3 separate regions of the Homo sapiens genome follow, and all the other regions are linked to region 1. A link is a loop called in an ENCODE intact Hi-C map of the cell type or tissue named here. Cell type or tissue: heart left ventricle. All regions are shown on one strand.

Region 1 (8,000 bases):
CGATCCAGTGTGTTGTGCAACATTTCACCTCACCTGACAATGAAATCCAAAACCACTTGGAATGGAAATGACATATATGTTAATGAAGACAGATAATGTATGTCAGTAGACACAAATGAAAGAAGAAAGCCTGGATTATAAAAGGTAGGCAAGCCCTACTCAGTTAACTTCTCCAGGCTCAGAATTTGAAAATGAAGGCACTTTTACCATTGACCTTTCTGTTTTTTATTAGTTCTCCAGGTTGGGCAATAGATAGGCACTGCTACATAGGCATTGAAGAAAGCATTTGGAACTATGCTCCTTCTGGTAAAAATATGCTCAATGAAAAGCCTTTTTCTGAAGACCTGTAAGTAATCCTTTGCATTTAACAAGTTATTATCTGAAGCAAAAGTTGGTAATTGTTGATCATTGATGAAATGCTGATGAAAACTTTCTCATGATTGACACTTGCAGGACACATATGCCATTAGAACCACTTCGTTTGTTTAGTTCCAACATGGTATGGAAAAGAGGTAGTAATACAAATCCAAAATTGCTCTTTCCTGGAATGATCGCCACTCTTGTCTTCCTGACACGTTATTTTGCAGATCACAGCTAATTCTGTTTATCATTAATTTTGTTCACGTGATAAGGTATAAAACAACACTTTCCTTTTGATATGTGTGTAGCTGTTTTCTCGATTTTTCTCTTCAGATAATTGAGAGAGGGAAATATAGAGGACATGAGTGGGGTTCTGATTTACCACGGTTTAAGAGCAAAACACCTTAATGCTACCAACAAATCCACAAATCCATTTAAATGTGTAAACAGTCCTAAATCATGGGAACTGATCGACTACTTGAATGCTAAAGTAACCTTAAAGTGGGGTTAGAAACATAGACACAGTTCAGTTTAAAGAATTTGGCATGTCTTTTAAACCAAAATGCCACATGTTTTACTTACTACATTTGTATTTGATTTCTTCATTCAGTATTTCAACACTCTTCTCACCAATTATACCTGTTTTTGACTCCCATCACATTTTCTCCAGCCTCTGGGTTTTATCTGCCAAAATTAGGCTGTTGAGCTTCTGACTTTTCATTTAGCTTATTTAACACTTTGTTTCTTTCCAGTCAACATTTGTTAAAGTTCTGTCTTTTTTGTTTGTTTATAGAGAATTTCTACAAGGAGGTCAAGCGAGGAAGAGCTTTGTTTTTAAAAAGGCTTTGTATTTTCAATATTGATACTGATAATACATTTCAAAGGATCATTGAAAAACCATCCTGGTTGGGATTTTTAGGTCCAATGATTAAAGCAGAGACTGGAGACTTCATTTATGTACATGTAAAAAATAATGCTTCAAGAGCTTATAGTTATCATCCTCATGGGCTCACCTACTCCAAAGAAAATGAAGGTAAGCAGATCCTCTTTCCTGAGTTTTGCTTATGGAGAGTATGAGCACATTGCATTAGAAAAAGCCAGGTAATCATGGACTGGTCAGCATTCTGAGCTACGTGGAGTTTAGAGTGGATGCAGACTCTACTTCTGATGTATTTAAAGTTTATACCCAAGACAGTCCTTTTTTAGTTTCTCATCTTAATTGAGTGACAGCCCTTATGCAATTCCTAGGAAATAAAACACTTTTCCCTTACTCACCAGAAAAGAAAAAAAAGGTGTTTTTTTGTTTCGTTTTGTAGGAAACACTCATGAGCTAAATGTTAGGTTGGCAGAAATCCTGTTCTGCCCCCACCTCATTTCCATTTCCTAGTAGATGAGGATCACCCTCTGGGAAGATATCAGTATCAAGAGAAATCACTACTTTCCAGGCAGACTCTTCTCTCCTACACAGCTACAGTCACAGATACATCATGATTTTGGAAAAAAAAAAAAAGGAAGGGAAGAGAAAGCCAACAAATAGGATTTTGTGAGTTTTTGGGAGACAACAAGGAAAGCTAGGAAAACAGAGTTTGGAATTGTCTTTAGTAGAACACAGATATTTTTTCCCAGTGTTTGAAATATGGTTTTTAAAAGGCCTGGCATAAATCTTTAGAAAACTGGAATTTTAGGCCAACTTGATAAGAGTACCACCTATAGCATACGTGCTCCTTCCAACAGAGGCTCTATGATAATACAGGGCAGCGGAAATCCCATATGCCATTCCTTTCATCTGTCATCATTATTTTGCCATGTTACATGACCATCTTGCAATGATTATTGCCCTTTAAATATAGTCTATAAAAAAAAAGAAAAATAGTCTATATTATAGACATATAATGTGAAAAATGTTAACAAGAGTTTGCTTTATTTTTTTACTTTTTAATCAACTCTCAAAACTTGAACTGAGGTTTGATGATTCCGTCAGGGAAGCATGAAGAAGAACTAGAAAACAGGCCTTGAATTAATCCTCTGGACTGAAACAGACTCAGGAAACTGGACCATGACTGGAGCCAGTTCCAGCTGGGCCGCTGGGCAGGAAGAAAGTACAAAACAGTCAGTCATAATTTCTTCATGTTCAGTGTGGAACAGGAGGGTCCCAAAAGAAGAATAGAGAATCAGAGGCTGCTCATGTTTCAAAGTCTTTTATTGAATAAAGGAATTTTATTCATAGTTAGCAGGATCCAGCCACGAGGGGTAAGGATCTGAGGCAACACTTTAGCCAGAGAAGAAGAAAGAAAGGAGAGCAACGGTCCAAAGTCAGAACTGAGGTAATAGTTCAGAGTAACGGCATGGGCCACCTTCGGACTGCAGTGGGCTACTTGGAAGTAACAGGGACACCCTTGGATGCCCTGGGTCCCAAGTCTGACTGGCAATGAAGAAAATATGGAGGGCAACTCGGGAGTCCAGAGGTTACCTCTGCATCTGAGATCTAGGCACATGGTAGGTGCAAAATAAATATTTGTTGAATCCATCAGTAAGAGTGATGATAGCCTATTATATACTGCCTGCCTCATTCCAATTTAGTCTAAAAACTGCAGCCAAGCTGAGCATTCAGGTAGAAGCCAACTAAAGGGGATTTAGGGAGGTAGGAATCTGGGAAATGGTGGGGAGAAATGCACACTTTTTGAGAAATACAAAGTAGCATAATGGAGGAAGCCCGAGTCACATTCAAAATAGTGTTATCCAATATTTACTGTAACCACAGTGCAGAATATGTTTTCTAGGTGCTATCTATCCTGATAATACGACAGGCCTGCAAAAGGAAGATGAATATCTGGAGCCAGGGAAACAATATACCTACAAGTGGTATGTAGAAGAACATCAGGGACCTGGCCCCAATGACAGTAATTGTGTGACAAGAATTTACCATTCCCATATAGACACTGCAAGAGATGTAGCTTCGGGACTTATTGGACCAATACTGACTTGTAAAAGAGGTAACTTTAAAAAAAAATCTCATTGCAGTAAAAGAGTAAACCAGAATGGGTAGGCTGTCCTCTGCTCTCCTAGAGGAATTTTACTATCCAAGGCACTCCATTTTCCTGCCTTAACCTTGGTTTTCCAGTCAAGAATGGAAACTTGCCATCTTGGACTCTGAGCACTAGATGGCGATCTCAAATCCAACCCTCAGTTCAACCAATAATTCAGGTTGGTCACTAGATGGTAGTCAAACCCAATAAACTTCACTTCGGCCATCTTCCTTCAAAATTACTGCCACCTTTTTGTGTTTATGTTTTAAGGTGAATCAGTTAGAATCATCAGTTTATTAATAATTCTTGCAAGGAGGAAGTTTTGCTGATATGTTTCTAACTTGCAAGGGAATATAGAGTTTTGAAAATTCTGATTTGGTTCATTAAAACAAGATCAACAAAGCAACAGCACTAGATTAATTATGAAGTTAATGAGCAAATTTAACTTCCTATGACAATCAAAGTTTAAATTTTAGGTGAACAAACATCTCTCCACAATAAATATTTTAATAATTGCAGTTTCCTATGCCAAACACACATAGTCTCATGATTACAAATTACATTCCTTGGGAGATAACTTTTTTTTTTTTTTGTATTTTTAGTAGAGGCTGGGTTTCACCATATTAGCCAGGCTGGTCTTGAACTCCTGACCTTGTGATCCGCCCGTCTCGGTCTCCCAAACTGCTGGGATTAAAGGTGTGAGCCACCGTGCCCAGCCGGGAGATAACTTTTTAAACCAACTTTGGAAGAGCTTTTTGCCCTTCTCAAAATTGCAAGGAACTCAACTGCATAATGGCAAGATAAAGAATATGTGTTTATTATATTTAACTTAAACATTAGCTATCTAGTCTGAACATTTCCAAACTTTCTCCCTTTTCTTTTTAAACAGTAAGATAACTTAATGCTTTGCATTCTCAAAGGCAAGTATGTGAACTGCCATCAAGCCTTCCTTGGTTGGGTACAGTGGCTCATGCCTGTAATCCCAGCACTTTGGGAGGCCAGGTTGGGAGGATCACTTAAGGCCAGGAGTTTGAGACCAGCCTGGGCAACATAGTGAAACTGTGTCTCTACAAAAAAAAGAAAGAAAAAGAAAAAGACTTTCTCACTTACAGTTATGTTGATTTATGCCCTATGGTTTTAAATATAAGGCTGTTATAAAATATTTGGGACTGATAATAATTTTATAGAATATTATATTTTTATATACTTTTTAAATATTATAACTATTTTATTCCCACTGTCCTAAGCACTTTTCTCTTTTGTTCAATCTAAGCGCACAGAGGGATCTTATCCATTTTGAGTCATTTGTTTCCATCTGTGGGTTAATGAGTCTGAAATCTGTAACTTTGGTTCAAACTCCTTTACTGATAGTCAGGCCTGGCAACTTGGCGTCTCTACTTGGGTGTTTCATCCGTACCTAAATACGTCATATTCCAAAACCCGTCATTTGTTCCTGCCCTGAATCTCTCCCTTCCTTCTGTGTTCCCTGCCTTGGGGAATGGCCCCAGTATGCTCCAATTAGTCACTGGAGACAAAACCTTGGGTAACATTCTTGATACTGCCCTCTCCCTCATCACTTGCTAAATACATCAGTCAAGTCCCGCCAGCTCTACTTCGTACACATCACAAGGTCAGCTCACTTCTCTTCAGCTCCACGAACTCTAACCTAGTTCAGGCCACTGCCATCTTTTTGCTAGGATACCCACAACAGCCTCTTAGCTGCCCCACCAGTCTCTAGTGCTTCCCCTTTCAATTCATCTCCACTTGGCTTTCTGTCTGGGGGGTGAAGGTGGGAGGATGATTCTGAGTCTGTCACTCCTTTGCTTAAAATCCTTCAAGGACTGCTGATTGTTCTGACGATAAAGTCCAAATTCCTTTTATCTTAATTGCTGCCTGGAATCTTCTCTACAGGTACACCCCAGCAAACTCCTCATCCTTTAAATATCAACTGAGGTGTCACTGCCTTCAGAAAAGATTTCCATACCCAAAATTAAATTAACCAGCTCCCAAACACTGAACTCTTCCCTACTATAGAACTTTACACACTATAGTATCTTATTAATTGATGGCGTCCACCCTTGATTGTATGCCCTGCAAGGGTAGATAACTGTCTTGTTCACTTTTATAAACCCAACACTTGTCATAGTACCTAACACATTACAAATATTCAATAAATATTTGTTGAATATAAGCATAGAAGAATAAATAAATTGGTATGAACTAAAGTTATCCTTCGTTTGAGGAAACACAAATTTTTAGACTTTGAACAATCTCACGCGATAATGGTCATCAGATGCAGACACTGCAGAAAGTTACTGATTTGATGTAAAGATGAGTATGGATTCTTTAAATATGGCTTCATATAGGTAATATGCTTTTTTAAGTTTGTTGTAAACTTTACAAAAACCGACATCCCACATCGCAAACATTTACCTTTTTCACGTGCCCTAACAATTAACAAAACTGTAGATCGTAAAAGTAGTTGTATCTGTAACAATGGTTCTAATTAATGTCTACATGAAAAGTAAGAAATGTGTTTTTTGTTTCAGGGACACTGAATGGAGACACTGAAAAAGATATTGACAGGTCTTCTTTTCTGATGTTTTCTACAACTGATGAAAGCAGAAGCTGGTATAGTGATGAAAATATTCGTGCATTTACTGAATCTGGCAAGATTAATACTAGTGATCCCCGTTTTGAGGAGAGCATGAGCATGCAATGTACGATTAAAAGAACTTTCTCATACATAATATCTTATAATTCTAACTTCTATGATCGTATTCAGTCATTTCCCTTTGTTCAAGTTTATTTAGTTGAGTTTATGTTTTTCAGCGTTTCAATCAGAGTATACTGGGTTGACATGCAAATGCAAATCACTAGTAAAGCCTGCTCATTCCCTAAGTCCAATAGCAAGTAAAGTTTGGTCAATATTTGTTTTCTGAAGTCTCATACTGATTTAAAATAGACAGTAAAAACCTAAGAAAGACGTAACTTTAAGTAATAAAATATGGAATAACAAAGACATAATTGACCAAATATTTTATGAATATGTGTTTTTATCCAACATAGAATTTTTCAGAAATGATGTCATCATAATCCGTCACCCTTATCCTTGGTTTCTTCTCTCATGAACTTAGTTTCTATTTTTTTCCCCTTTTCACTGCTTCCTGCCTTTCAGGAACTTTTTCTCCTCTTGCCTTTAAACCTTTGTGTTCCCCTCACTTCTCATCATACACAATGCATATGGACTCCTTTCCCATGAAACACAAATCAGATGTTATAGATTATGTGTGAGAACAATGTTGACATTGTGAGGTTTATATTAATATGATGAGGAAATACACAGAATTTTTACCAGGTGGCACTGATCTATCATGCCTGATTGATTAATATACATTTGTTTTCAGCAATAAATGGATACATCTATGGAAATCTGCCCAATCTCACCATGTGTGCTGAAGATAGGGTCCAGTGGTATTTTGTTGGCATGGGTGGCGTGGCTGACATACACCCCGTCTACCTCCGCGGACAAACTCTGATCTCTCGGAATCACAGAAAGGACACCATTATGCTCTTCCCCTCCTCACTGGAAGATGCCTTCATGGTGGCCAAGGCCCCTGGAGTGTGGATGCTGGGATGCCAGATACATGGTAGTGATCTATTACTTTTGCGTGATACAGAGTCAGAGAACTTCCAAGGTCATAGCCCATTACAAATGCCTTACCTTACAAATGAAGAAACCGATATCCAAGAAGGTGATATGATTCCTTTTGGAAACAGTCAGTGATGGAGCCCAGGTCCCTGACAGCTTTAAATCCTTTTAAGTATATAGGATTGGGTTGCTGTTTTTACAAAAACTTTTATATTCATTGTGAGAATATAAACCCTGAGTGAGAACCCTGAGTGTCAGACAGAGCAGATATTATTACAGCTTTTTCTTTAACTGAGGAAACAAGAATCAAAATCCTATGGGAAGCAGAGCAAGAAATTATGCAGAACCCAATAATTCTAATTGATTACTCAAGTAAACCTCCTTATTTTTGTTTATTTCCCTCTCCACATTTGCCATTTAATAACAGAATGGTCAGTTATGTTGTTGTTTATCTTTTTTATTCTTGAATATGACAAAACTCTATATATGATCACGTAAATGTTCTGTGTTATTTTTCAATCAGAAAAAAACATAATTTTCATTAGAATTACAGAATTTAACTTTATTTTTTTGTGTGAGAAAAAGAAAACCACTCACGGCTATTATAACTCAAGGACTGAATTTAGTGATAAAAAGTTGTCACTTAGAAAAGATGATCATTTTCAGATTAAAATATACTCAGCTCCACCAATACCTCCTATCTACCTTATTCTCAGATCATACCCTCAAGACAGTCTTTCTACCTCAACCCTGCAGAAAGACTAGTGTCAGCCCTAGACCAAGTGAAAAAACGCCTCAAAGCCTAGTTGGCTGATGGGATCCCATCACTTTCTCCTGTGTGTCTCCTCTTTCTGTGTCCTTCTGAAGATTTTCTGCGCTTTAATTTACTCCATTTTTTTTAAGTAATTACAAGAATATATGAATAGACCTTTGTTGGAAAGAAAGGTAGGAAGGAAAGAAAG
Region 2 (8,000 bases), 420 kb after region 1:
GAAAACAGTATGCCTCATATGATTCAGAGCAGTTTTTTAAAAATAATAAAAATAAAGAAAATTGTATTTTGCATAAAGGCTTAAAATAAATCCCAACAACTCAGGACTGGAGCCTCTCCAACTGCACTGGAGGCCACTTGATGATGAGACTGGGTCTTTTGTCATGTGTGTGTTTCAATTTCTTTCCAACCTCAGGCAGAAAGAAACCATTTGAAGGCAAAGGAAGATATACGTAGAAATTGAAAATGAGGCCTGTGGAATGTGCCTTCCAGATAAATCTAAGCTGCAGCACCCACAGCTCTTGGGTCTAGCCCCTACCACTCTAGCCACTTGCTTGCATACACTGAGTGTCTAATTAGAGGGACTGGTGTCTACCTCTTGAAGGTGACTTGTGCCTCAGGTAGCCCTGGTACTTGTTTGTCGTCTGTTTAGCCAAAAAAACACTCTGTCTTTTTTTTTTTGAGATGGAGTTTTGCTCTCGTCGCCCAGGCTAGAGTGCAGTGGCAGGATCTCAGATCACTGCAACCTCCGCCTCCCAGGTTCAAACGATTCTCCTGCCTCAGCCTCCCGAGCAGCTGGGATTACAGGTGCCCGCCACCACGCCTGGCTAATTTTTTGTATTTTTAGTAGAGGTGGGGTTTCACCATGTTGGGCAGGCTGGTCTCGAGCTCCTGATCTCGGGATCTGCCTGCCTCGGCCTCCCAAAGTGCTGGGATTATAGGCATGAGCCACTGCACCCGGCTGAAAACACTCTGTCTTATATTTTCCTCCAGCAACAATCCTTTCAGATAAAACTTTTGTGTCATCATCTTGGGAAGTTAATTCTGATACTGTGGGGTTGGTTGGTCTTTGGGTGTGTTCTTTCCTTGTGCATCCTAATGTCACAGCACTTAGCACCTGTATCACAAAAGACTGCTTATTTTTGCTGCTTCCCTACTGCTAGTTCTTTAAAGATTGCCCTGATCTCCCTCCTTCCTTTTCTCTTTTCATCTTTTCTTCTCTCTATTCTTACTTTCTTGTTCTCTTAGTGCCTAGTAAGGCCCTGGCACATAGTAAGTGCTCAGTAGATGCTTACAGGGAGGAAATGTCTCTGTGGGTTGAAAAGGATATTTTTCTCCTCCTCCCTTTTTATTTTGAGATAGGGTCCTGCTCTGTCACCCGGGCTGGAGTGCAATGGTGCAATTATAGCTCACTGTAACCTAGAACTCCTGGGCTCAAGTGACTCTCCCGCTTCAGCCTCCTGAGTAGCTGGGATTACAGGTGTGCATGACCAGCTAATTTTTTAATTTTTTTTAGAGAAAAGTTTGCTATGTTGTCCAGGCTTTCCCTCCTTTTTTTTTTTTTGAACAGAAAACTGATTACATATTTTAGAAAAATTTGCTGTGAGGCAAAAGCCACATGCTTTAAACTATCAGAAAAGAAAGGCCCCAGGAACCTTTCGTTGGCTTTTTAGGCACATGGTTCTTTGCACAGTTCTGAAGCCAAGACTCACAGATTGTTGTAGCTCCCGGGCCATATGTGTACTTGGTGCCGTGCAGTGAGGCAAGTTCTTTCACAGTAGCTTTAGCCAGGGCATTCTGCAAAAGAAACAGGAATAAGTAAGGAAATAAATAAAAGCACACTGCCAAACAAATGCCCTGTACATTATTTTTAAGGCATTCAAAGCATGTAAGTAACAATTTGGATCGTATTATATGCTTATTCAGGACCCATTTTCATTTTTCTACTTAACCTAGTGATATGATCCAAGTAATTCTTGTGCAAGAATGTCTTCCCTAATACCCTCCCCAAGCATTCACTCTGAGCCTCTATTTATCTTGTCTTGTAAGAGTTTGTAACAGAAAAGCAGGAGACAAGGAAGTCTTTATGGTTGTGCAAAGAAGTTGTTTACCTGTTTGCAGGCAAACAAACCAAAACACACGCATGCAAAAACGCAAAGAAAACAAAGCAAAAAAAAAAAAAAAAAAAAAACACTTGGCAATGTGGCAGTTTATAAAGCCAGATTAAGTTACAATAGGGTTGTGTGAGTTAGGGCAGGAGCATTAGAAACTGCACATAGGAATGGCTAGTCAATGCAACATTCAGTGCCAGCATGAAAATGCTTAGGAATTGGCAGTTCCAAGGATGAGTGGTAGCTCCAGCTTGGAAATTTTTTAGACTAAAAAGTTAGAGAATATTCATTCTATTTCAAAATGCAGAACATTTGAATTTCAGAATTAAAAAAAATTGTTAGGTATTAACTTACGTGTAATCTTTTTTCTTAGAAGCATCATCACCTTCTCATAAGAACCATTGCCCTCCAGTTCCCTGCACCCCACTCCTAGGGAAAGGCTCTCTGCGCTCAGAAACTCTGTGGTAAAACTCCACTGACATACTGCCTATTTAAATAAAACACTTGAGAAGCAAGGCCTGGCTCAGCTGTCTGGGGAATACAGATTTGAAAAACAAATTATTTACTGCAGGAGAATTAGCCATAATTCATTCCGGTTATGAAACCGGCTATATTTCATACTTTGGCATTATAATTACTTCTTCTACATATGCCTGGAAAACTGTGAGGTTGGTGATGAAATCAGAATAATATGATTTTTACAAAGTAGGAATTTTCCTTTCCTTATTCTAATGTTGAAACTAGTTTAGTAGAATCTTATGTCAAACTGATGAGGGCGTGGCCGTAAGACTTCAAGGATTCCAATTCCTATAGCATTAATACTTTATCAGCCAGGTGGTAAATTAGAAAACTTAAAAAGAGTTATTAAATGTAACTCATTATTTTCTGTTCTGGTCCACTGAAATGATGCAATCAGCTTCCTGGAACTAACATTATTCTCAGAGTTTTGGGTCGGTACTTGCAAATTTTAGGGTTCCATTTTCCTATTTCTAAACTGATAAACTAAGACATGCTTTCTCTAACTGCATGAAATCTTTACTGTTGTGGCCTAAATATATTGCTCCTCTTGTTTAATCTTATTGTAACGAAGACACTAGATTTAGATTTTTTTAACCCTTTGTTTAAACCCTTAGGTTCCACTGCCAATTGAAACCAGAACCAGTTAAACATTACATAATGCTCATAATAGATTTAAAACCATCTTCTAGAGATGTGAAACATGGTGAGGCAATAGTTCTTTTTGTAGGTAAACATGATATTTTCTACCATTCTACAATTTCTTTATCTTGCCATTTATCAAAGGAAATCTCCAGTTAGTTATTTATCTGAAAGGCAGAACCTCTGATCTTAAAGAATTCTTATTCCTTCCCTGGTTGCCTTCTTCAGGCTTTACTTCAATTTTTCCTTAAGCCTTGAATTATTATTTTTAGTTAGTAGAAATATGATTCTTCAATATTAGTTCCAAACATATAAAGTTACGAAGACTAGAGAAGATTTAATAGTCATTGTCATTATCTATTGGACTCGTGTGTTGATTGATTGTCTTTCAAGTCTCTCAATATATTTACTGGTGCAATGTAGTAATACAGTTTTCAGACAAAACCAAAGGGGGCTACTTGTGATCTGTTATCTCTTTTGACTTATTATATCAATTTAGACATGATTTCCATTAAGGCCACAGAAAAATGTTTAGTTGTCCTTTCCTCAAACCACACTCTGGGCATGTGAAGTGACATCCAAGTTCTCTCTACACCGTCATCGGCATCTTTTGGCAACAGTTGCTCTATTTTTTTTTTGATGCTGAAGCAATATCTGAGGTTGATGTGAGCTTAAAAAGGTTGTTATTTTATTCCTGTCACAGGTGCACACTGGAGGAACATTTAGTTTATGCCTAAGTTCTCAGCTCTTGTCCTCAGTTGCTCTCTCATTTTGATATCCACCTCATCTCTCATCTTCTGAAGATCACCTCATCACCACGTCTTCGATGGCTCTATCATGTCAAACCTCTTTTGGCAAAAACAGTTGTTGCAAACCAGGTCCGGCCTTGTCTCTCAGGCTACATTATTTGTTGTGCATTCCCGTGTTCCTTCTGAGGTAGATTTTCCTGAATTACTTCCCTGTACACCCTTTCCTGCTTCTCCTGACCTCCATGACTGTGGGTACCCTTTTCTCTTCACTGGAATCCTCTTTCTCTCTTTACTAATATGGATAATTGCTATTGTTTTTCCAGATTCAGTTTTAGTGTTATCTTCTTTGTGAAGCTGCCTCTACTCTCTTAGGAAGCATTGAGCCCCTCTCCTTTTTGGGGGCCCACACTTTTATCAGGGTTCACTGTATGCTATAATCAGTTGTTTTTGCATCTATTTCCTCACCAGGTGAGCTCCTTGAAGGAAGGAATTGTTGGCTATTCATTTTGTATCCTCAGCAGATTGCACAGCACCTAGCACATGATTAGTTGACTGAGTCTAACACTCTGGCTTAGGGGCATTATGAATAATCAAGATTTGGGTGGAGGTACAGAGTGCTGAGCTTTGCAGAGGCTGAACCCACCTGAGTGGAGATTGGGGATGCTTCTGGGGGAGGGCAGTGGTACCATTTATTGATGGTTGATAGGATGCCACATTTAGACATTGACATCTTCTGTGCATTTTACTTATTTCTATTAATTAAAAAAAAAAGTCTATGAATCCTTTCTCTTAGCCCCTCCAAGGCCAAAAGACAAAAAAAGTCAGAACAGACATTAATCAAGTAAAATATCATATTTTAAATTCCAATTATCTTAACAAAAATCCCTGGAATCAGTGTGGGTCTTTTCTTTAGAAGAGTTCAAATAATTTCACAAATGTTACTCATTTATCTTCTCAACATTATCTGTCCATATTTCACCAACACAGAATTTTCTAGCAGAATGGAATTCCACCTGGGGCAGCAAGCTCAGTGGGAATGTTCCAATCAACCCAGATGACTGACCCCTGCTAAGAATGGTAGAGAGAAAGGTAATTCTTGCATTTGCTACAATTTAGAGTGGTAACTCTTTTCCCTTCATGTTTCTGTAAAAAGAGATGAGGGCAGATGATGGAAGAACCAAGAAGCAACGACACAGCAGAGAACTCGGTCCATATCTTGAAACTCCAATTAGTGATGATTTCTATAAAACTTGCCTTTTGAGGGACATCTTACATTGTTTCTCAGTGGATTCAAAATCAGAACTAACATTTACATAAAAACTTAAGCTTTACAAAGAGCTCTTGATAAGAGCTAGATATTTTTATCCCCATTTTACAGATAAAAGAACTAACACTCACAGAGGATAAAAGAACTTGCTCAAGGGCACACAGCCCCATAAGTGGCTGACTTGAGCTAGGTTCTTCTTTCTTTAAATCCTCTGCTCTTTTTCACTTCTCCTTGTGGCCTTGGAATACTTCAAAAGAAGTGTTGCTGGAGCTGGTTTTACCAATTGTAAAGAACAGAAGGAAGCTAAATATAAACCAGCCTGAGAGAAAACTTTGCTTTCAGTCAAGGCCAAACATGGTCAGCCTTTATTAATCCTTAGCTATGAATTTTCACATCTTATGCATGTTCTCTTTTGTCATCTGTTTCCTCAAAATGAGGCCTTGGTCCTAGAGCAAAAGACAGAGAGAGTCTAAAATGTCACATCTAGCTCGTAGCCCAAGAGACAAAGTAAAAGCTTAGTGTAATGTTTCTCCAGGCATTGAGTTCCAAGGACCTGGTGAGATGAATAAGGAGAGGATATTCTTTTCCACTGACCTGCATTCCCATCGAATATATGATAAAGAAACTCCCCTTTCGTGACTGTGCACATAGCCCTTGTTCCAATCTCTTGTACACAGCCAGCATCATGACAGGGGGCTGCCTCTTCTAATCTTCCAGTGACCCATTATTACAGCATAAGAAAACAAAAGCTCCAAACCAACTATAAGGTATAAAACAATTTAAAGAAAATTTTCTGTAGAACTTTGTTTCTAACTGAAAGTTCTGAGTTTAGCCATCCCTATGGGTGAATATTTGTGATAAGAGAAACATCAAAATAATCCTTAACTGCAGTTTCCTTCCTTCTGTCCTGCGATAATGGGTAAATTACACCAAGGGACCAATAAGAAACTTAACTTTTATAATTTTGGTGCAAAAGAAGAAGCCCTTACGGTCTATAAGCAGGAACCAAGGAGAAAGCATTTGAGACCTGAAAAAGCAAATATGTTTTGAGAAAAAGGAGGCCCTGAGATTAGAGAAGGGCAAGGAGTTAGGAAAAAGTTTGGCTTAGGAGAACCAGGCCTGCCGATTTCCACAGAGCCCACGGGGAGTGTGGGAACGCTTTCACTGATGAAAACCAAACTTTTTATTTGGCTGATCTGCATACATATTTTTAAGCTCTTTGAAATTCAAGGGAAATGTGAAGTGTGAGTCAGCTGAAATTGCAAAGTCTAGAGAATGTATTTATTTATTTACCTATTTATTTATTTTTCTGGTGGAAGTGGAGTTTCTCCCAAATAAATAAATACTGTCTAATGGGGGATTTGTAGGTTCTCTTGCACTTGTAATTTGCAGAACATTGTAAAGTTTTGTGAAGAAAGTATAAGATCCTGTGAAAGGCGAGAGCCTTTGTCCAGGAATGTGACTTTGTTCTTATATTTATTTAAAGCAAGTTTCTCAACCTTGGCACTCTTGACGTTTTGGGCTGGATAATTTGTTGGGGATGGGAGGGCTGTTCTGTGCATTGTAGGATGTTTATCAGCATCCCTTGGCCTCTACTCACTAGATGCCAGTAGAGCTCGACAGTTATGACAACCAAAGATGTCTCCCAAACATTGCCAAATGTCATCTGGGGGTGGGAGTGGGAGTGGGGGGCAAAATTAGTTGAAATGGAAGTCATATAAAATATTTAGTTATGGTAAACTAGAATTTATTTTAGGAAAAAGATTAAAAAGAAAGACAACTGATTTTAAAGGTGCTATGAGAATGCCTTTTTCTCGTTGATGACATTACAGCTATCTTTTAAACACCTCTGCTAGGTCACTGTTGCTAAAACATCACTTTATTCCCAGAACGTTCAGGCTTAGCAAAAAATACAGACTGACCAGTTAAATTTAAATTTCAGAGGAACAATAATTTTTCAGTATAAGTCTGTCCCATGAAATATTTGGACATGGTTACAATAAAAATTGTTTGTTGTTTGAATTCCAGATTCTACTGGAAGTCCTGTAATGGACCTGCAATCCTATTTTCCAGGTCCCTGGCTCCAGGGCCCACTGTGACACAGGATTCATCCTGGCATTCAAGTGCCTACACAACCTGGTTACCTCATTGATTGGCCCTTGCCCCGACTCTTCCCTAAGGAGAACACTCGATACAGGATGACCCTCTTCTACTTTCTTCCTCAACTTCATCTTTCAGTTTCTCCATTGTTCATTTGTTGGCTCTTTTCTCTGCCTAAAACACCCTATTCCTTTCTCTGCCACTCAAATCCTGCCCAGACTTCAAAGCTCAGAACAAATTGCATCCCCTCTCTATAATCTTCACTGAGCAGCTTCAGCAAACATTGCTATTTTCCTTTCCTGAATTCTTACTATTGCACTAACTGGAAACTCCCAATTCTGTTCTCCTTTTGTATGGTTTCTGGTACCCAAGTCTTATCATTTCAGTAGGATTGTAAATTCTCAGTGGCAGGAAACATACTTTATAATGAACACTTAATAGGTGCTCAATGAAATTTCTTTCTTTCTCTTTTTCTTTCTTTCTTTCTTTCTTTTTTTCTCTCTTTCTCTTTCTTTTTTTTTTTTTTTTTTTTTTGAGACAGGGTCTTGCTCTGTCACCCAGGCTGGAGTGCAGTGGCATGATCTTGGCTCACTGCAACCTCTGCCTCCTGGGTTCAAATGGATTCTCATGCCTCAGCCTCCCGAGGAGCTGGGACTACAGGCGTGTGCCACCACATCCAGCCAAATTTTTGTATTTTTAGTAGGGAAGAGGTTTCACCATGTTGGCCAGGCTGGTCTCAAACTCCTGACCATAGTGATCCTCCTGCCTCGGCCTCCCAAAGAGCTGGGATTACAGGCATGAGCCACCAGGCTTGGCCATGAAATTTTCGATGATT
Region 3 (8,000 bases), 320 kb after region 1:
CCTTCAACTTAGAAAATTAAGAAAATGCCAGTCACCATGGAGGCCTCTGGGAAATGCCATGCTTCCCTATGAAGGCAGCTTACCTCTGCCCTGGAGGACTCTACTTCTATAGTTTTTCTTTTTTCTTTTTTTTTTTGAGACTGAGTCTCGCTCCATCACGCAGGCTGGAGTGCAGTGGCAGTGTCGGCTCACTGCAACCTCTGCCTCCCGCCTCCCGGGTTCAAGCAATTCTCCTGCCTCAGCCTCCCAAGTAGCTGGGATTACAGGAGCGTGCCACCATGCCCAGCTAATTTTTGTATTTTTAGTAGACACAGGGTTTTGCCATGTTGTCCACTCTCGAACTCCTGACCTCAGGTGATCTGCTCACCTTGGCATCCCAAAGTTCTGGGATTACAGGCATGAGCCACTGTGCCCAGCCTGCTTCTACACTTCTTAAGGAAGAGGTTGCTTGTTTGTTTATGTATATCTATTTATGTATTGATATCTTCTACACTCCTTATTTACTAGGAAAAACTCAGTTTTCTTGGTATGTAACTGGAAAGTGTGCAACGGGGAAAATGTGGCTGTTTATAGCCCTCTGACCTTGAACATGTTACCAAAGCAATTTGTGTTTCAGCTGCTTCCTGTATGAAGTGGATCTCATAGGCAAATATAGAAATGATACATTCTTCATTGAGAAACATCACATCACTGTCCTCTTATGTAGATGAAAGTATTTTTACCATATGGCTCCTCCTTTCATTGTTAACAACCTGCTCCATCAGGAGAGAGATAATGAATGCAAAGAAAAAATACTTTTTCCACTCTAAAAGTCCATTCAGATTCAAAAGTCCTTACAAATACCTGTGTTAGAGGAAGAAACATCCACATCCCCATGCTGCATTTGGAGTGTGTTTTCTGTTTGTTCTGTTCTCAGTAGGGAGAACCGCTTATTACTGTCCTAGGCATGAGCCTTTTATATACTTGAAAACCGTCGCTAGCTCACCCTGTAACCTTCTCTCCTCCAAAGGGAATCACCTTGGTTCATTTAACCTCTCCTGATCTTTATTTTTCAGATCTCTAATCACTTTGTGGCTTGCTTCTCAACTGACCCCAGTTTCTCTCTCTCCCATTAATTGCAGACCTCAGAACTAGACCCAGGGTCTGCCCAGGTTTGTGTGGCTGGGCAGGGGAGATGGGAATGGAGAGGCGGACAGTGACAGCAGTTACTTGTTAGTAGACCTATAAGGTGGGAGAGATGGGAGGAGTAGGCAGTCTTTGTATAACAGTTAGAAGTCAGGATTTTTTTTTTCCACTTCATTTTATTTCAGAGTTTCTGAAACAGTGGCACGTACATCGATAGACAATTTCCTGCCGAAGCATTGAGCAAGACTTTGCCATGGGCCCAGTACTACTGCTGGAGTTCAAAAACTACCAACTCTTGGTCCCCAGGCTGAATCCTGCCTGTGGACAGGGCTTGTTTTGCTCACACTGTTAAAAATAATGTTTTAATTAGTTACTGACTCTCATTTCAAAATGAGAAATTTGATTTAGGAATCATCCAGAGTTCCAGCTTCTGTGAAACTGGCGGTTTAGGAATAGTGGGCTTGCATGTCAGGCCTGGAACCATGTGCTGGAGCTGAGCAGCAGCTCCCCCTATGGATGGGGGACTCCCCTCCAGTTCCTTTGAGTCCTGCCTTGCCTATTGTTGAGGACTGAGTTGTGTCCTCACTTCCTGTCATTCACATGTTGAACCCCTAACCTCCATAGTGACTGATTTGAATGAAGATAGGGCCTTCAAGGAAGCAATTAAGGTTAAATGAGGTCACGAGGGTAAGGGGAAGAGACACTAGAGAGCTCTCTCTCTGCATGCATTCAGGGGAAAGACCTTGTAGGGAACAGTGAAAAGGTAGCTACAAGCTAGGAAGGGAGGCCCCACTAGAAACTCACCTTGATGGAACCTTGAACTTGGACTTCCAGCCTCCAGAACTGTGAGAAAATAAGTTTGTGTTGTTTAAGCTACTCAGTCCGTGCCATTTTGTTATGGCAGCCTGAGCTGATGAAGCCAGCCATGCACCTCACTTACTTTGTGCCTAGCTTCTGAGGTTATCTGTGTCGAGGCCCCTGCTCTATGTGTGGAAGTTAAAAGAGCGAATTATCCTGTTCCTCTACTTTGTCTACTGGCAGAGAAAGTTAGAGAGAGAAATAATTTGTAACAGAGGGCATCATACAAGTGATGTACAAACTGGCATTGGAGGACAGAAGAACTGTCTGTGGCTGGGATGGGAGGGACAATGCCTCTTCATTGTGAGGAGTGAGCGTGTCAGATGGGTGTTCAGAGATTAGGAGGATTTCAGCAAGTGGTGAGGGAATGAAGGGCAGGAGCAAAGGCATCCAGGCATGAAAGTGGATGGTAATCCAGGTTTGACTGGAGTTCCAGGGTACGTTGCAGGTGGAGGGTGTGCAATCGGAGACAGGGCCAGAAAGGGAGGACAGGGTCTGATCAGAGCCCTGAATGCCACGCCATAGGATTTAGTTTAATTCTGGAGTGAATGAGGAGTACCTGAGAAGCTGGAAGAGGGAACCCAGGGGCTGAAAGATATATTTTAATTGATTAATTCTCTGTTTACTGAGAACATCCGTTGTGTCGAGGCACGGCAGATCCAATTGTGGACAAATAGAAGTCAGTCTCTGCCTTTGCGGAGTTGACAGAAATAGATGATTAGATTTATAACAACGTTAGGCAGTGAGGAGTGCTATGAAGAAAATACAGCAGTGTCGGGATAGAGTGTAATACTGTGGGTGCTAGTGTAGATGTGCGTGCTCAGGGAAGGCATGACATTCGGGCATAACCCTGAATGAAAGCGAGAGGGTGAACCATGTGGTATCTGAGAGAATATAATTCTAGATAGAGGGACAATCAAAGTGCAAAGGCCCTGAGGCAAGAACACAATTGTGTTCAAAGAACAACATAGAGGCCGGTCTGGCTAGAGTAAGCAATGAGAAGAATTGTGGGCAAGGAAGTTGAAGTAGTCTCCTAGTCATACACAGGCTAGGAGAAGGGCACATTTTGGACCAGTACACAAATGAAGTCCTCAAACAGAGCTGACTGCGGAAGACAGGGCTTTAGGGACAGGATGAGATGGATTACCCATCTCCCAATCTCTGGATCAATTGTGTGCGGTGGCAGCCCTCAGTGGAGAGGGATAACCGAAGTCCTGTCTCTCCCAAAGTTCAGACCGTCAGCCTATAACTGTCCCCAAAGAAGGGTGAAGGCAGGGACAGGGTTTATCTGCTTCCCTAGCTCAGAAGCCCAGGCGGTTCCACAGGGGATCCGGGAGAATACAAGTGCTCCTCCTCTAACAAGCACCACACTGCCGCTTAATGTTACAGGCCTCTGACAGATGAAATCAAACCTGTTTTGGCCCTAGAGTGAAATGATTTATTCCAGCAAGTGGAAATAGGAAGAGTTGAAAGGCAGTACAGGCCAGAATGTGGGTTGGCTTCGTAGACTGAGTAATGTGGGTTGGCTTGGTGTAATTCGTTTTTGGAATACATTTTTTTTTAAGGTTTAGTGAGGAGGAGGTAAACAATCCTTTGAGAACCATATAAAGCTCTGCCTCCAGCGTGTGATGGTCAGAGAGCACGGTCATTGCCTTTGGCATTCTCTGCTAAGTTTTCACCCTTGGTGTTTTGCCTTTTCCTTCTTGCTTGGCTGGGAGAGTTATGAGCTCCTTAGGAAAGAATGTCCTGCTTTCTCTGTTGGCCCTGCTGAGGGGCAAACATTAAAAAAAAAAAAAAAAAAAAACCATTAGCTGTAAATCTCTGTGGTAAGAGTGCCCTCTTCTGGTTCGGCTTCTTTGTCTTGAGCTGCCAGTTCCCTAACAATGCTGTTTTTAGGCTTCCGATCTTTTTGATGAAATAAACTAGCAAAGAAAAAAAGCAAAAAAATACCATTGAGGATACATTCATTTCACCCAGTGTTTCTAGAACCCCTTCCACAGTTCTAATTCTTACTTGGCCATATTTTCTGAAATTTCGGACCCAGACTTTCTTTGGGATTTACACTTAGCCTTTTGCGAATCCAGAAAAACAGGTAAAAATAGTAGCATTTCAGAGCTTGGAACGGGTGTTGCAATGGGTTCGTCTGGTCACTTTTATGCTTCTGTTTCTATGCCATTTATTAAGTGCCTACTCAATTTATTGAATATTTGAGGGCCAAGCATTCTCCTAGGCCCTCCAAGATCATAAATGAGATACAGCCCTTGCCTTTGCTAAGAATGTCGTGGGAAATATAGATGAGTAACAGAAAATTACAACATCAGCTGACAAATAACTGAGATGTGAACAGGTGGTTATAGGGGGACATGAAGGAATTTCTTTGGTTATTCAAGCCCAAATGTGAGAAAAATCAATGCCTCCTCAACTCGAATTGTTCCTGTAACAGTCACATCTCTTTATGTACTAGATCCAGGGCTCTATGATGAGCAAATCGTGATGGGTTTAATATATTTCTTCTACTAAACCCCAAAAATAATTTTAGATCTAAAAGGGACATGAAAATATGTCAGTTTTCTCCATTTTTTTTTCTATGTCAAGGGAAAAATTTTCTTTTACAAGGAACATTTTGAGAGGCTCTATATATCTAGCTTCAAGTAATTAAAATTGGTTTTAATTGTGGAATACCAATGCACAATTCTGTGTGGGGTTTGCTAGAAATCATAGATTCAATAGAAACAATTTTCCTCCATATAAAGGGAGAGTTATATTTCATGAGACTCTCCAGAAATCATTCTTCCATTCTGGTCTCTTGTGACTTTTCTCTGTGGGCTCTAACCCATAATCTTGCATATATACAGCTCAGGATGTTACTTAGTGTCCCAATGGCCTTTAAGGTTGTATTTTGTTTTATTTTAGAAAATTTGTTAATGAAATTTTCTGTTTTCTTCTATGTCCTGGATCTTTTGCATAAGAAAAGCTTTAATACAAAGTAGGAGAAGGAGATGGGAGGCAGAGAGGAAAGAGAGAATTCATTTGTGAGCTACAGCAGTCTTCCTGTGTCCATCTCTTGGCTATAAATTCAGATAAAACATGTCAGTGATATTTTAGGGGATGCTTCTCATCAGGTATATATGGTGTTGCTTATTTTACTTTATTTAAAATATTTATTTTATTTTTAACTGCCTATGCAAATTTATCTGCATAAATCTGGTCGCTTTTTTCATTTCTTTTTCCAGTATTGGTTTTAACTCTCAATCATGTACTAAAGAAAGGACTTCTAACTTTTAAATTAGAACTGATAAGCTTTCTTTCTCATAGGACATCTATTTCTAGGTTCCAGCTTTGGTTCACTATACCTTGTCCAAAAATATCTTCTAAACTCAAGAATTCCTAAGGGGGCTTTGGAGCGAGAGGTATCCACAAAATTCTTAGATTACACCCTGAGAAACACTGATGTAGGCACTGTTTTTCTGATTTGAAATTAAAAATCTCAAATGGACTTGGAGGAACAGAGGCTTAATGTAGCTCTGAGCCTGCTCAGTTCTGAGCTAGTCTCAGTAACCAACTGTGGCTGGAGACACAAGGGCTGTACATATACACAGATGGCAGGCAATTGAGCTTTTCAATTCTGCTTCCGTTTTTTTTTTTTTGGTAGGAGCAGAGTTGCTAGATCAAGGATATCAGTTAAACATAATGCTCAAAATGGCAGTGAGGAGCAACCAGTGAGGGAAGCGGCAAGACTGACGGGACAGGGTGAAGGCTCCTGAGTTCCATTGGCTCTGTCATTCATGGGTGATGTTCCAGAATGAGCAATGTATGTGTTCTGAGCTTCAGTTTCTCTATCTCTAAAGTAATTAATAGTGTGCTCCTTGGAGGTGCCTCATGGAGAATGAGCAGCGAGGGGGCAAGGGATCCTCACCTCTGTTTCAACTTACCCTTTCAGTTTTTAATTCTATTTTATATATTTGACTTCATCATAAGCTCTTGTCTGAAGAAAGGGTTACCAGCAAAACAAAACATAACAAAAAAACTTTTAAAAATTATTAGACTAAATGATTTCTAAACTTCCTGCTAGCTCTAGAACTATATGGGAGCCAGAATAGTGGTATTTGTTGCTTTTCTGCCTAGTGTCTATAGTGACTTTCTTCTGATTCTCCTGCAGCCATTTTTGTGACTCAGCTTGGCATTGCCAGAGGCCATCACAGAGAGCTTAGGCATTGAGCTAGTCCAAAGGCAGCCAAACAGAGGTGGGCCCTGGTGGTGGCAGCCTTTAATTTCAGAATGAAGCCTCACCTGTGGCTACCCTGTCTCACAGGGTTTTCAGTTACATGAATCAATATGAATCAATGAATTCCTTTTTTTTTTTTTTTTTTGCTTAAGCCATTTAGAGTTGGGTTTTCTGTCACTTGAAACCAGAAGATTTCTAATTGAATTAGTTGGTATTTAAAAGATAATCAACAAACATTTATTGAGATGTCGTAGAGTATAAAATAGAGTATTAAATGCTTGATATAAAAATCAAGGCACTATTTCTATCAATAAAAAATCTAACTTTGCTGTCCTTTGTGTATAGAAATGACAGTCCTGATTTACTATGTATAGGATATTCTCTTTGTTTATATAACTACTGATAAAAACTCCTACTGAAGCTATTAAACTTACAGTCTTGGTCTCACTAACATGTTGGGCTATCTGAACTCATGTGGAGATAGGCAAATCTGCCAAATATGAAACCAATAAAAAGAGATCACAAAACTACAAAGCACAATGAAGGAAACAGGGCTAAAGTTACTTTCCTGTACTGCTTGGTGAGGGCATAGATCGTGCCAACTTTTCCAGGGCAATTTGATGTTATTACCAAAAGCCTTCAAACTGTGGTCTCACTTTGACCTATCAATCTCACCTCTAGAAATTTATCCTAAGGAAATAACTATGGATGTACACAAAATCATAGATACAGAGATGTTCACATTGTTATGGGCTGAACTGGGTCTCCCGAAATTCATATATTGAAGTCCTGACTCCCAGTAGTGGAGAATGTGACTGTATTTGGAGATAGGACTTCTAAAGAGGAAATTGAGGTAAAATGAAGTCCAATGGGTGGGTCCTAATTCAGTATGACAGGTAACCTTATAAGAAGAGGCAATTAGGACATAGACATACGCAGAAGAAAGACCATGTGAAGACACTGGAGGAAGAAAGCCATCTACAAGTCAAGGAGAGAGGCCTCAGAATGAAATCAATCCTGCTGACATTTTGATTTGGGACTTCTGGCCTCTAGAATTGTGAGAAAAGAAATTTCTCTTATTTAAGCCATGCAGTCTGTGGTATTTTGTTACAGCAGCCTTAGCAAACTAATACACACACACACACACACACACACGCACACATACACACACAAAGGAAAACATGTTAAATGTTGAGCAATGGGGGATTAATGAAACACGTTTTGGCTCATCTGCATGATGGAGCTCCATTCCTACATTTAAAGTGATGCTGATGAACACTGTCATGGAAAGCTACTGATGCTATGTCATTATATAAAGCATATTATCCAATAGTATGTATAGCATAATATTTTATTTGTATGTGTGTGTATATATATAAAGTAAATATTAGTTTGGTCTGAGTGGTGATACATTCCTTTATTTGTTTAGGAAAGTAAAAATTTGTGCTGCTGGCTGCTGGATCATGACGTTCCCAAGTGAACACTAACAATGCTTACAGAATATAAACAATGTTCAGACAAGGCCACTCTGTGACTATGTTTGGAACAAGATAAAGATGAGGCCACTCTATAACCATAAAAATGACTAGATACATTCTTCTTTTAACAGAAGTGACTGCTATTTTCTTTCTTTTTAAATGAATGACAACTCTTACCCACTTTAGATTTTTTCCTTGCTAAGATAAAAATTTTTTCCTTGCTAAGATAAAAATTGTACCTTCATTTTGACAGAATCTCATCCAGATTTGATCCCTACTTTCCTAATTTCTCCTTAAATTTATCCATTAAATTC

The links. Hi-C counts contacts between places; a loop is a spot of excess contacts. Peaks named below come from ENCODE experiments on the same cell type or tissue, not always from the same donor. Only the 100,000 strongest peaks of a DNase experiment are listed, where the experiment ranks them.
Region 2: a loop joins it to region 1, with 2.8 times the contacts of the local background. A loop is called at or near these places in 37 of 110 quality-filtered maps.
Region 3: a loop joins it to region 1, with 23 times the contacts of the local background. A loop is called at or near these places in 101 of 110 quality-filtered maps.

Annotation. Positions count from the first base shown.
Region 1 is chr3:149,268,856-149,276,855 of GRCh38, reverse strand. It overlaps the pseudogene CPHL1P. Among named protein-coding and RNA genes, the nearest start is that of TM4SF18-AS1, 12 kb to the left of the region's middle. RefSeq lists an enhancer at 6,113-7,312. In heart left ventricle, a CTCF peak has its summit at 3,535 (motif pointing right); no DNase peak of the experiment used is centred here; H3K27ac peaks cover 997 bases.
Region 2 is chr3:148,851,034-148,859,033 of GRCh38, reverse strand. CPB1 (carboxypeptidase B1) reads right to left here. Exons shown (of 11, transcript NM_001871.3): 10 at 1,493-1,577. Among named protein-coding and RNA genes, the nearest start is that of CPA3, 10 kb to the left of the region's middle. In heart left ventricle, no CTCF peak of the experiment used is centred here; no DNase peak of the experiment used is centred here.
Region 3 is chr3:148,951,487-148,959,486 of GRCh38, reverse strand. It overlaps LOC107986045 (a long non-coding RNA gene), which reads right to left. Exons shown (of 3, transcript XR_001740565.2): 3 at 3,399-3,905. Among named protein-coding and RNA genes, the nearest start is that of GYG1, 36 kb to the left of the region's middle. RefSeq lists an enhancer at 1,475-1,976. In heart left ventricle, CTCF peaks have their summits at 1,647 and 3,832 (motif pointing left); no DNase peak of the experiment used is centred here; H3K27ac peaks cover 841 bases.